2 separate regions of the Mus musculus genome follow, and region 1 is linked to region 2. Evidence: chromatin loops called from intact Hi-C (ENCODE). Cell type or tissue: left cerebral cortex. All regions are shown on one strand. Links, peaks and the distances in the headings refer to the core of each region. The heading gives the core; the rest is flanking DNA.

What was found. A loop is a pair of places that touch in the nucleus more often than their neighbours do. Peaks named below come from ENCODE experiments on the same cell type or tissue, not always from the same donor. Only the 100,000 strongest peaks of a DNase experiment are listed, where the experiment ranks them.
Region 1: a loop joins it to region 2, with 2.2 times the contacts of the local background. A loop is called at or near these places in 2 of 42 quality-filtered maps.

The regions. Positions count from the first base shown.
Region 1 is chr12:77,995,799-78,000,798 of GRCm38, reverse strand. No RefSeq gene overlaps it. Among named protein-coding and RNA genes, the nearest start is that of Gm24070, 180 kb to the right of the region's middle. In left cerebral cortex, for the core only: a CTCF peak has its summit at 2,032 (motif pointing left); DNase peaks (open chromatin) are centred at 187, 2,659 and 4,717.
Region 2 is chr12:77,017,076-77,025,082 of GRCm38, reverse strand. It overlaps Gm35041 (a long non-coding RNA gene), which reads right to left. Exons shown (of 3, transcript XR_381701.1): 2 at 3,930-4,048; 3 at 3,043-3,344. Among named protein-coding and RNA genes, the nearest start is that of Gm35189, 34 kb to the left of the region's middle. In left cerebral cortex, for the core only: a CTCF peak has its summit at 4,726; DNase peaks (open chromatin) are centred at 2,038, 2,986 and 4,829; H3K4me3 peaks cover 197 bases; H3K27ac peaks cover 264 bases.

The sequences.
Region 1 (5,000 bases), core at 1-5,000, 980 kb before region 2:
CAAGTCAATGAATGATTTGCCTGGATTGTGGCAGCTTTCTCCTCTCTCTGTTTCCTGCTAGCAAGCTTGGCCAGTGTTAGACTTAATTGTCCTTTCCTACTAAAGTTCTCACACCCAGCGAAGCTAAGTCTAGAGATACCCACTAAGGAGATAACTACAGTTAAATGAAGTCATAAGGGTGGGGCCCTCTCCAGTGTGACTAATGCTCTTATAAGAAGTAGAGTCGATACCATAAGGGTGTGTACACAGAAGGAAGACCATATGGCCATGTGAGGAGACAAGGAAGATAAAGCAACCTACAGTCTAAGGAGAGAGTAGCTGTACTCCCTGTCACCTTTTTGAATTTGGAAGTAAAGCCACAGAACTGTGAAAAATAAATTTCTATCGTTTAAATTACTTAGTACTTGGTTATTTTGTTATAGTGGCATTAGCAGATTAATATACACACTTAATAGATTATTTCAAAAGCAGATTTGATCATGTTGCTATCCTGCTTATACTTTATGGTATAGAAGACTGCCTCTACTCCTAGTTCCTGCCCTTCTTTTTGTTCAATATTCTGACCTTACTAAATTACACAATTACACATTCATTCTGAATCTTTACAAATGGTCTTCCTTTTGCTGGACTATTTTTCCTCATCAGACCACTTACTTCCTTGACAACATCCATTTAAACTACAGTTAACTTTTATACATTTATTCACAAAGGTTTTGTGTGTGTGTGTGTGTGTGTGTGATTCCTCAAACTGCTGGGTACCATTCCTAAGTTCTTCTGGATTCCCACAGTCTCAGGCTGTGAACTCTTGGAAGAAGGTGGCTATGGTCTCATTTATCTTTCTATTTAAGTCTCGTATCTACCCATATATTGATTAAAACATGGTATTCAAAATTGATTTTTAGATGAATTAATAAAGATTAAACACTACTCTCAAGGATACAAAATAAAATTTGACAAATCATTGTATTGACACAGGTGGGAAGAAAAGTCAGGGAGAAGATTCTAGTTGAGCCCACCTTGTCTTATGATTGGATGGAGTCACACATACTTTGTAAACTAAGAACAATATAGTCATTACTATCATTGTAATCACAACAACATTTTTTTGTTAACTGTGCCTACTTATACCATAGGTCTGAAGTCTGCTGTAGATCACGAATTGTAAAACATTTAGTTTGATGCATCACAGCCACTGTATAAGGAATAATTATTCTTTTTGCTGCCTCAAAAATGGGAGAAATGATGACTTGGAGAAATTACTTGCCTGGATATTACCTGCTCGGGCTAAAAATTAAACTTAGCTAATAGTCTGCTTGCTCAGTCTTCTATCTGGTCTGGTCTGGCTATGGCTATATGAATATTTTAGCCTACAAACCTTGAGAAGAAACAACTTGTAATAGTTCCGAGCTGAGGTCTACATCTCTACTGTCTCCTCTCTGTTGAGATGACTTCTGAAGCTTCAGCATGACACAGCAGAGTATTGATCAGTCTGGGCCTCTGAGCGACTAAAGAGGAGCAGAACACCTGCTGGTCTATAGTTAAGACGTTGAGTGAGAAAATCTTGAAGCTTTAGAGAAACTAGGATTTGGGGTTGTTGTCACTTCTGCAAGTTCAAATCTATCTTAACTATACAGCACCTCCACCTTGCCTTCCATGGAGCAGCTTGGGGTCCCTGGCAGCAAAGGGGAGACTGCTATGGTTTAGAAATTTCCCCTAAAAGTTTATGTGGCAGAAACTTAATCTCCTGATTCATGTTTTTGGAGGTGAGGCCTTGGGAAGTAATTAGGACTAGATGAAGTTATGAGGGTGGGGGCCTCAAGATATAAAAAGAGAAACCCAAGGTTACATGCTTCTATGGCCTTGTCATGTGATACAACACAGTAAGAACTCCCCCTATGGGCTGGAGAGATGGCTCAGTGGATAAGAGCACTGGCTGCTCTTCCAGAGGTCCTGAGTTCAATTCCCAGCAGCCACATGGTGGCTTACAACCATCTGTAATGGGATCTGGTGCCCTCTTCTGGTGTATCTGAAGATGACAGTATACCCACCTACATAAAATAAATAAATAAATCTTAAAAACAAAACAAAAACACTCCATATTAGATGTAGCCCCTTATCTTGGACTTCTCAGTTTCCAAAGCTTTAAGAAATAAATCCTTTTATCTATAGGCCTTAGATATTCTATTGCAGTAATACAAAATAATGTAAGAAATTTAGAACTTTTTGCTAGATAGTCTCTATCAATATAGAACATCATATCCAATTGTAAACCAGATTTTATTGGGTTACTAAGTATATAGTGAGGATGGTTCATTTCCTTGAAGGCTTTAAATACTTAAATTACAGAGACGAGAAGAATGAACCTGTAATCAACAAAAATATCTACAAATACATGCCGCAATTATTTGAATGCATTGTGGAGGTGGTAGTCATTGAATAGCATTAATCAGTGATGAACAGTGTAGACCTTGAGTTGTCATTTCCACATCTTGAGAGGTTTATCAACCTTTGCACTAAGAGCATTTGGGGCTGGATATGTCTCTATGATTTGGGTTATCTTGTGCACTGTAGATGTTTCAGATGCTGTTGGCACTCTTGGGTTCTGTTTCTTAGTCACCATTCCATTCTCGTGCAAAACCCAAAATATCTCCAGACATTACTTTCAGCTTCCTGGGGGTAAAAATCACCCTACTTCACCAGTCTGCTGAGTGAAACTGTGATGATGGTTTCTAGTTTGTATTCCTACTGGAAGCTAGACAAGTTTCATTTTCTAAAAATGGTAAGTGCTTTCCTAACAGGCTTTAAAAGCTTCAGGAATATCAAGCTACAAATGTCTCCTACAAATAAATCCCTGCAGAACACTATTGTGGATTTCATGTTGTTAGATAAAATCAGAGAGACTTTGTCTTCCCTTTGGATGGGCACCATCCTTGGGAGGTAGTTACACATCATCAGAGAAAGGATCTGAGGATAAACTTGAAGAAGGGGGAATAAAGCATCAAGACTCTTGCATGAAAAGGCAGCAGAGTCAAAGAGACAGAGGTGACAGCATGAAGGAAGAGGAATTTGAGGACAGTGGTGCTGAAGCTAACTAAGCTCAGGAAGAAAGCCTGTATGTTCTCCTGAGGAGGAAAGAGGGTTGAGAAAGGATTTCAAGATGTATGGGGTAAATAATGCAGAGCCTGGTGGGATGCATGCATGGAGGGATGCTGAGAACACAAGGCTCTGAGTGAGTGGATTAAGACAATCCTCAAGGTCTGGCATGAGTCTCATCTCACTGCCCTTCTCCTCACACTTGGGGCTCAGCTCTCTTGGCCATCTTCCCTGCTATTGGGATTCCCTGTGGTTCTTTCTCTCTTCCAAATGCTGATCCACCTGCATGGAGCAGGTATCCCTATCCTGCTCCAGTTAAAGTAACTGTCTCTGCCTAGTTAATTGTTACTCATGCTTCAGAACTCAGCCCAATCTGTTACTTCATCTGGGGTACTTCATGGCATCCTGCCCTTCATAGCACATTTCCTAACATATATTTGGATATTGTTTGGGGGATTGTTTTACTATTGACTATTTACCTCCAAAATTTACAATTCTAATGATGGTAGAAATCGTATCAGTTGTTATCATAGTCTCTGTGATGGTTTATATATGCTTGGCCCAAGGAGTGGCACTGTTAGGAGGTGTAGCCTTGGAGTAGGTGTGTCACTGTAGGCATTGGCTTTAAGACCCTCATCCTAGCTGCCTGGAAGTCAGTCTTCTGATAACTGCCTTTAGAATAAGAGGAACTCTCAGCTCCTCCAGCCCCATGTCTACCTCAATACTGCCACACTTCCTGCCTTGATGATAATGGACTGGACCTCTAAACCTGTAAGCCAGCCCCAATTAAATGTTGTCTTTATAAGAGTTGCCTTGTCATGGTGTCTGTTCAAAGCAGTAAACCCTAACTAAGACAGTCTCCAAAGGACTAATACTTTAGAGTTGAAATGTAATATGCAGTCAGTAGATATTTTGACTGGCTACATAAAGGTCTGGATTGTCCTACTTTGTAATTGTTTTTAGGTGAAATCAAGATTCAGAATAGTAGGGAAATGATAGGAGAAATGAAGAATTAAAAATTTACAAGAAAGCTTATCTTGTAATTTGTATCTTTGTTATTGAAAAGGACTTGTTCTTCTTGGCCAACTCTTAGGCCACTTAAAAAAAAAAAAAGCAATTCCTTGCTTGAATAATCAAAGTTATCTGAAGATGTGACAGTGATTAAGTTTTAGGAATGTTTGTGCCAACCCCCAGGGTTCGGTTGCATTTAGAGTTGAATGGGACAGTAATTCCTTGCTTGTAGGAGTTGAACGTTTGGAGGGCAGAAAGGAGTTTCTGCTTCCAGGGTTTTCCTTCAGACTTGAGTCAATGGTACAGGAAAAAAAAATCTCAGAACTCCTTAGACAGAGAATGCTGGGTGTCTTGAACATTTGGTCTTTGTCTTGAAAAACCGTGGATGGGACATGTTTAGGGTGAGCTATGGCATGATTAATCATTTCCCAGGAGTGGCTTGTGGGAAGAGTGGCTTTGGCACCACAACCCTGATGAATTTTAGTGGAGGTCTGGGCTCAGCAGCAGGTTGAAATCCCTGGTCACTGCATCCCCTGGCCATACATTTCCATGGCTTCCTCAGTTCATGTGTTCATTCAGAAGTTGGTTTGGAAAACACCCATCCTCTGTACAACAGATGGGAAAGATTTCAAGATTCTAAGGAAACAGTTGGTAGGACAGATACCAACCCTAATTGCTATAATTTCTTTACAGAGCACAGGCTGTCTTCTATGTTGGTGAAATTGTAGAAGAGACAGCATTTGTAGAATGAGGTGAATTTGCTCTTCTACCAATGTGAGCAAGTTTTATAGGCCCCCAAAAGTATGAGTTCAGTTTATGGATCTAACTTTAGAAATTGGAAAGACACCAGGAAATGAAGAGTATAGTATGCCTATGATTATCTCCTATCCCTTCCT
Region 2 (8,007 bases), core at 1,733-6,732:
TCTGTAGAGCAGGAATTATGTCATTTACCTTGCATAGTGGTGAGGACTATATGAGATGATGTATATGTCTCTGCATAGGGTTATCTTTGAATAAAAAATTCTAAAATCAAATATAACTTGCAATGTCTTCTACTCAAAAAAACATAAAGGGAATCCAACTTATTTTTGTTTTTTATTTATTTATTGTATGTTTCTTTTGCTCATTTTTAGACAAGATCTCATTACATAGGGGTCTCAAATCTGAGGTGTTCTTGAGTCCTTTAGACATATAAGCCACCATGCCTGGCAATCCTATTCATTTTATTTATTAAGTGTGTGTGTATGTGTGCTTATATGTGTGTATATGTGTATGTGGGTATGTGTGTATATATGTTTGTATGTATGTATATATGTGTATGTGTGTATATATGTGTCTGTGTGTGTAGTATATGTATGTATGTGTGTATATGTATGTATGCTTATGTATGTGTGTATGTGTATGTATTTGTGTATATGTGTGTCTGTGTGGTATGTATGTGTGTGTATATGTGTGTATGTTTATGTATGTATATGTATGTGTGGTATGTGTGTGTGCAAGTGTGATACACACATGTCTACAGTGTGCTCACCCATGCCTGCACTTCTGAAGGTCAGAAATCAAGTATCTGCCTCCATTGCTCTTCCTCTTGGTTACTTTTAATTTTAAAAAATATTTCATACAATATATTTTGATCATGGTTTTCTCTCCCCCAACTTCTCCCCAGGTCCTCTGCACCTCCCAGCCCACCCAACTTTATGGCCTTATTCACTCTTAAAAAAGAAAACAGCTCGGGGGTGGGGGCTGGGAAGAGAAGAAGAAAGGAAAACTGTAGTCAGGATGTAATAATAAACATACATACATACATACATACATACATACATACATACATACATAGGCGATATCCACAGCCACACAGTGGCAGGCAGACACCACTATGATGGATGGGCCAGGATGTGGAGGGGAGATGGGAGAGAAAGAAGAACAAGATGGTGTGTGCACTAGGAAGACTATGACAAGAAGAGGACCTGGAAAAGGAGGGTAGTGCGGAACAGCTTGATGTGAGTAGCCTGCTCTGCCACCTGAGGCTGCTGAGAGCTATGTCTGAGTTCCTGGCTCTCCAGAGGTAGGGGTCCGTGATGGCCATGACCCACGTTATCTATCACCAAAGGAAACAACAGGAAAGCTTAAAGCTTTTCTGCTCTGTGAGTTCTATGAAGAGTTGGTACTTGGAGTGGTAACCACTGGGAGGACAGGGAAAGGTGTTTATCTAATGGTGAGAATAAGGGGGAAGGCCAGGACCTGGGCATTCCGTTTACTCTGCACCAGCCATGTAACTAAGTGCCTTATTTAGTATTGTGCAGAGTCTGCCTGGGTCTGGATCTCTACAAGCACATAACCTAGGATCTGTCCCAGCTGCAGCGCAAGGAAACCATAGGTAGTCCCAGCACGACTCTGTCCCCAGCATCTTAAGAATGGCCAACCCTCCAACCCAGGAAGTTTAAGATTTCCAGGCTCCCACTCCCCATGAGCCCAGGGTCCCTTTGGGAACAGTGGCTTTGATTCCCTTGGAAGTTTTCGGGAGCTCCATGCTTGATGGATATTCCTCTTGATGTACAGCTATTCCTCCATCTCATAGGCTACCCGAGGGAGTTAAATTCCCATTACGAAAACAAAGCCCGCTGAACTGAAAGAGATGCTGAGAGCGAGGGCCCACAAGAGCCTTGTCTCATTCCCAAAGGGGTGCCGGGCCCATTAAAGCTTTACACAGCTGGCTGCTCACCTGGTCTTCATTTTCTACTTCACTCAGTGAACTAAACAGTGTCCTGAAGAGAAGGGCCCTGCAGAACCGACTGATAAAATTGAACATTTTCCCCTCAGTCCCCTTTGAAGCAAAACCTCTAGGCTGCCTCAAAGAAGGAGGCAGCTTCTTGTCTTTCCTTTTTTTTAGAATGGGAATACAATCTAGGACAGATCAGACGCAGGGCTTTAAAAAAACTTGGCATCTCATTCATTTCTGCTTATAGCAACCAAGGGGCTTCTCCACTGAGTCTCTCTTGTATCAGAGCCACTTCCCGGACGGGGGTGCGAGGGAGACACAGATTTAAAAAGGAAGTGGGGTGAGCAGCAAGGGACCCTTCTTAATTTCAATTCACTCTAATGAATACAGGCTGTGAAGGAGCAACTCACCTCAGGGGCTGCAAAATAGGGTAGAGCCAGCCTTTGTTCTCATGTGAGACTCCGACTTCAGTGCACAAGCACAGGCCAGCACTGCCACGAGTGTTGGGGTGTAGTACGTACCTAGCAAGAGCTGGATTTTAAGAATTGATAAACAGCAGTAGTGCTGGGTTATCCGAAGCTCAGGCTGTCACATGGGGTCTCTTTGTTGTTTGGTATTTGTTTCTTACTTCCTTTTCTTTCTCTATTCTTTTATGACCAAGCCCTTCCCCTCCCCCACTGGAGTGACCAAGCTTGAACAACCCCCGAACCCCACTCCCAAGAACCTGGCAAGGGCTCCCCAATTCTGACTCTAGAGAAAGATATCATTGGTCTCGCTTTTTCAGTGGATGCTTTTGCAAAAGGTGCAGCCTGGTTTCTAGAACTGGGCTCTGGAAAACAGCCAGGAGCAAATCACCCAGCTCCTATTGTCATGGAGCTCATAAAAGCAGGGACCCTACAAAGAGCTTCAAATGGGGACTAGGCCTAGTAGCATAGAGTGCATGGGACCCTGGGTTCAATCCCCAACATGGCAAAATAGAATAATAATGCTGAATGCATCGTGTGGAGTAGGGTGAGCAGAACTGGTTTGTCTTACCATCCCTGAGACCTTAGGCCATTGGAGTAATTGTGACTCAGTCTGCTGGTGTATAAAATAAGGACAGTGAGCCCAACTTCCAGGCTTGTTGTGAGGTAGAAACGAGATGCGCAGAAGGACTCTGTGTGAGTCAGCGTTCACTGCTGGCTGAGTGGGATCTTAACCCTGCACATTTTAGCATCTGGTGGCAAGAATGACTACACTGTGTGCCTTTCCTGTTTTCAAATTGTTTCACATACATCTCTCTCATTCCACGCGCAGTATCATAACCCTCTTGAGGACACAACAGCCCAGCATATCCTAAGGATTCAGTAAAGAGCTGGGTTTAGGTTGCAGGAGAATGTGGAATTTTTCTGCAAAGACACTGAAGTTTCCATCTGGGGCAAGAGCAATGAGAGTCTGAGAATTTCCAGGGCTGAAATGCCAAATGTGCATGTTTGCTCAGCAGACAGGGCAGAGGAAAAGATAAAGTGCACTCCAATCGGGCTGTGATGGGCTCCCGTGACAGATCGCCTGTGGAGCAGAGAAGAACACAGCTGAATAAACCAGGGGCTGGGGAGAAATGAATGCAGCAGGAGGATGCTCGGGAGGGCGAGAGAGTGGAGCATTGTGAAGCTGGAACTGAGATCTCATGGCTGCCCAGGTGAGACAGGGCCAGCTCTTCCTGTGGGGCAGTGCTCTGGAAATGCCAGGATGTGGTTGCATTAGGACCACATGGAAAACAACCAAACGGCAAACCACCAACACAATGAGTAGGGAAGCTTATGATTAATAAATGTGTGTTTGAGCCCAAGGATGCTGCTTCTCCCCACCTCCCCGACATCCCTACTCCCTAAAGCTGCCACGGGGCTGTAGCCGCAGGAGAGAAACCTGCTGTGACCAGAAAATGGTTCTTCTACCTAGTTTCTACCTTTCTGTTCCTTCTTTCAGTGTGTGTGTGTGTATGTATGTATGTTTGTGAGTGTATACATGGATGTACAAGTGCATTGCACAGCACAGGTATGAAGGTCAGAGGACAACTTGCAGGAGTCGGGTTTTTCCTTCCACCACGTGGGACCTAGGAATCACACTCAGGTCATTAGGTTTGCCAATGAGTACCTTTCCTGATGAACCAACCATCTCACCAGCCCAGGAAATGGCTCTTTTCTGAGTGATCTTCGCAGGATCTGTCAGCTAGAGACAGCTGATACCTGTCTTCCAGGCATGGGTGAGGCTCTCTGAAAAAGAAAGTTATTATGTAAACAGGCTTGGTAGTGAGTATCTGTCAGTTCAGCCCTTAGGAGCCTGGGGCAGGAAGATCTCCAAGTCAGCCTTCGAAGTGTGGTCGTTCATCCCTCTAATCCTAGCACTTTGGAGGTAGGGGAAGGACTACAGAAAGGAAAGAGAGAGAGATAAACAGACACACAGACAGACAGAGATCTACTGTGTACTATGAAAGGGAAAGTACTGAGGCCAGCTCCATTCATTTTACCAGCAAGGAAAACTGAAGCACAGAGAAACGACTTGACCGAGGTCATGCAGGTGAGGAAGGGGCTAGAAATGACAGCTCAGCCTCTCTCAAACCCTAGTTCTTAGCTCAGTCTTGAGGCAAATCTATCAACAGTGAGGCCATCTCTGTTACAAGAGATTATTTTCTTCCATCAACCCAAAACGACTTAAGTAAGCATGATGCTGTCCTCTTCCCGCCCAGTGGCATGGTTAGTTTCCGTTTCTCCTCTCTAATTCTAAACGTGTCTTCCAAGACTGGCAAAACCTTAGCCGAGAGACAACACCCTCCCTTCACAGAAGCCTCTGTGGAGATTAGCTCTCGGCACCATCATCACTGGGCTACTAGCTTGATCAACAGTATCATTTTGTCGCCCACTACAGTGAAGGCTGAGCAGTAGCGCTCTCTCTGGCTGCTACGCTGGCCCCAGGACTGAATGCTTAGAGCAGGCCAGCTGCTCTGCCCCTGTCAGACACCACAGTCTCCTACAAGCTGCCAAGAACCAGGCACAGGAAGAAAATAAGCAAGTTGGCACTGGCCTGGGGCTGAGTCATAAAGACTTGGAGGGAATCTGAAGGAAGGTGGTTGGCTCACTAGCTTTGGGAGCTAACAGCTGAAGGAACATCACTTCCTGCACTTCCTGCTGACAGAGCGCCAATGGGCCAGGTGATCTTCCGGACCTGGGGGTGAGCCTCAAACTGGCATTTTATTGCTGATTTTAAAAAACTGCCCTTCCTGGCCACTCCACTGCTTTCTATCTTTTGTTTTTAAATTGCGTGCTCTGTGGCACGGGTGATTTTTAACACTGTGAGGAGCACTCTCTAAAGTGCTCAGTAGGGAGCTGGGTTTGCCTCTTCACAGGATGTAGGTGAGGCAAACCAGGTGGGGATAATCCGGCTGCCTCCCTGGTTCCCTCTCAATGCCACTCTGGCCGGCTGACCACCAGTGTGAATCAGAAACTAGTAAGCCGCGGGGTGTGTGTGTGTGTGTGTGTGTGTGTGTGTGTGTGTGTGTGTGTGGATGGCTCAGCGGTTAAGAGCACTGACTGCTCTTCCAGAGGTCCTGAGTTCCATTCCCAGCGACCACATGGTGGCTCACAACCATCAGTGATGGGATCTGATACACTCTTCTGGTGTGTCTGAAGACAACTACAGTGTACTCATAGACATAAAATAAATAAATCTTGAGAGAGAGAGAGAGAGAGAGAGAGAGAGAGAGAGAGAGAGAGAGAGAAAGAAAGAAAGAAAGAAAGAAAGAAAGAAAGAAAGAAAGAAAGAAAGAAAGAAAGAAAGAAAGAAAGAAATTTGTAAGTCAGGGAGTAGGTAGCCAGAGTCCTTGGGAAATACCTCAGTTTTGCTACTGCTGTGGCCAGCCAAGTAGAGCCTGTTAGCATTCCGTCTAAGCTCCACCCCACAGTTACCTGGCAACAGCCAGGTGTGCCTGTGCCTGACTCCCCTCCTCTCTTGTTCTTGACTTCTTGCTCCTGCTCTGTCCTCTTGTCCCTTCCCACTCTCTCTCCACGTGCTGGCCTCTACTTCTCTATTCCTCCTCCTCCTCCTCCTCCTCCTCCTCCTCCTCCTCCTCCTCCTCTTTCTCTCTCTCTCTCTCTCTCTGCCTCTACTACCCCCTTAACCGCCTTCCCTATACCCTGAATAAACTCTATACTATACCCTCATGTGTCTGGTCCCTCAGGGGGAAGGGATGCCTCAGCAAGGGCCCGCCAAGGCACCCCCTTCCCCCCATACCTCACCACACATCCATAGAACATATCCCTCTCTTTATCTTTTTATAAATATGTCAAAGTCAGCTTAAGAATGGTAGAAAAGATGAAGCACCCGAAAATGTTATGTCCTTCATGAAGATTTAGAGAACATATGATCCTTAGTTAGGAGGGTAAAAGTAAGGAAAAATCTAGAATGCCAAAGGCTAAAGGCCACTCAGCAGTTACTAGTGCAGTCAGCATCCATGAGGACAGTCACAGACTACAGGATGCTCCAAAAGGAGCCATGATTTAACCATAAAATATCTCCCACATGCTCACGTGTTTAACCACTTGTACCCCAATGAGTGGCTCTGTTTGGGAAGGTTGTAGAACCTTGTGGAAGGGAAGCCTCCCGGGAGGAAGTGGGCCACTAGGGGTGGGCCTTGTAAGTTTTAGGACCTAGTCGCACTTCCTGTCTACTCTCTGCTTCCTGTTTTACCAAGATATGAGGGGAAGGGGAAGGATCCCAGCTGTGTGTGCTTCCCACCCTGGGACGGCTGGGCCATACCTTCCTCTCCCGGAGAGACTGTGCTCTCACACTCTGGGTTAAAATAGACCCTCTATTTTTAATTTGCTGCCGTTGGATGTTTTGTCACAAGACAAGTTAACTGATACAGAGAGGATGTCCAACTTTTTTTTTTAAATGAGGCCAGCGTTATTTTGATTCCAAAGCCAGACAAGGGTATCACAAGATAAATTACAGGTCAATATCCTTTTGGGATATACATGCAGAAATCCTCAACAGAGCAGCTACCGAATCAAATTCAATAACACATTAAAAGGATTACTCACCATGACCAAGTGAAGCTGAATGCAAGGGTGCTTCAACATTAATAAACAAATCACTGTGATAAATAACATATTAGCAGAGGGAAACTAAGGGTCCCATTACCATCACAAAAGATGGAGGAAATAATTAGACAAAAGTCAGCCTCTTTTCATGAGAAAAGCTCAACAAATTATACATGGATGGAACGTGCCTCAACCCAGAAAGGCTAAGGATGGTAAATCCACAGCTGTGTGTATATATATATATATATATATATATATATATATATATATATATATCACATCACATCACTCAGAGAAGGAAATTCTCTGTGTAGGTGTCCTGGGACTAACTCTGTAGAGCAGGCTGGCCTCGAACTCAAGATCTGTCTTCCTCTGACTCATGAGTGTTGGGATTAAATGTGTGTGCCACACGTCCTACATGGTGAACCTTTTTTAACAGCAGTGAGAACTGAAGACGATGTCACATGTGCTAGGCAAGCACTCCATCTCTAAGCTGTAGTCTCATGTGTTTTGCTTTAAGACAGGCCTCATTGATTTCCCAGGTTAGCTTGGAACTTGCTCTGTAGATGAGGCTGACCTTGAATTTGCAATCTTTCTGCCTCAGCCTCTTAGGGATCTGAGACCACATACCAGCCCTATCTTCCCTGGTAAAAATGTAAAGGTCTTTCCTCTAAGAAGCCAGGTGCTCGCCTGTTTCTGTTCAGTGCAGCACTGGAAGTACTCTGGAAAGAGATAAAGACATTCAAATAGGCAAACCAGTTCAGTGACTCTGTCATCTAGCAAAAACCTTAAATTCCACCAGAAGAAAATGTTAACACTAAGGACTAAGAGATACAGATCCCAGTATATAAAAACCGGTAGCATTGCTATACGTTAACCTCATTAATGGTAATGTTAGTGAATATGATTAATACAGTTCACTGATTAAGAGGGCTATGTGAAAGTGTAGGGGAAGCAGCCCAACTTGTTGCACAACTCTCAGAAGATATGGATCCCCAGAGACCCTTGAGAGTGCCAGGGGAGCATGGTGGCCCAACTGCAATTCCAGCCTCAGAGAAAGAGGCTGCCTAGTGAGCAAGCTGGCTAATAACTCTAGTATTCTAATTTCATTTCTTGCTGTGATAAAGTTTCTTTAA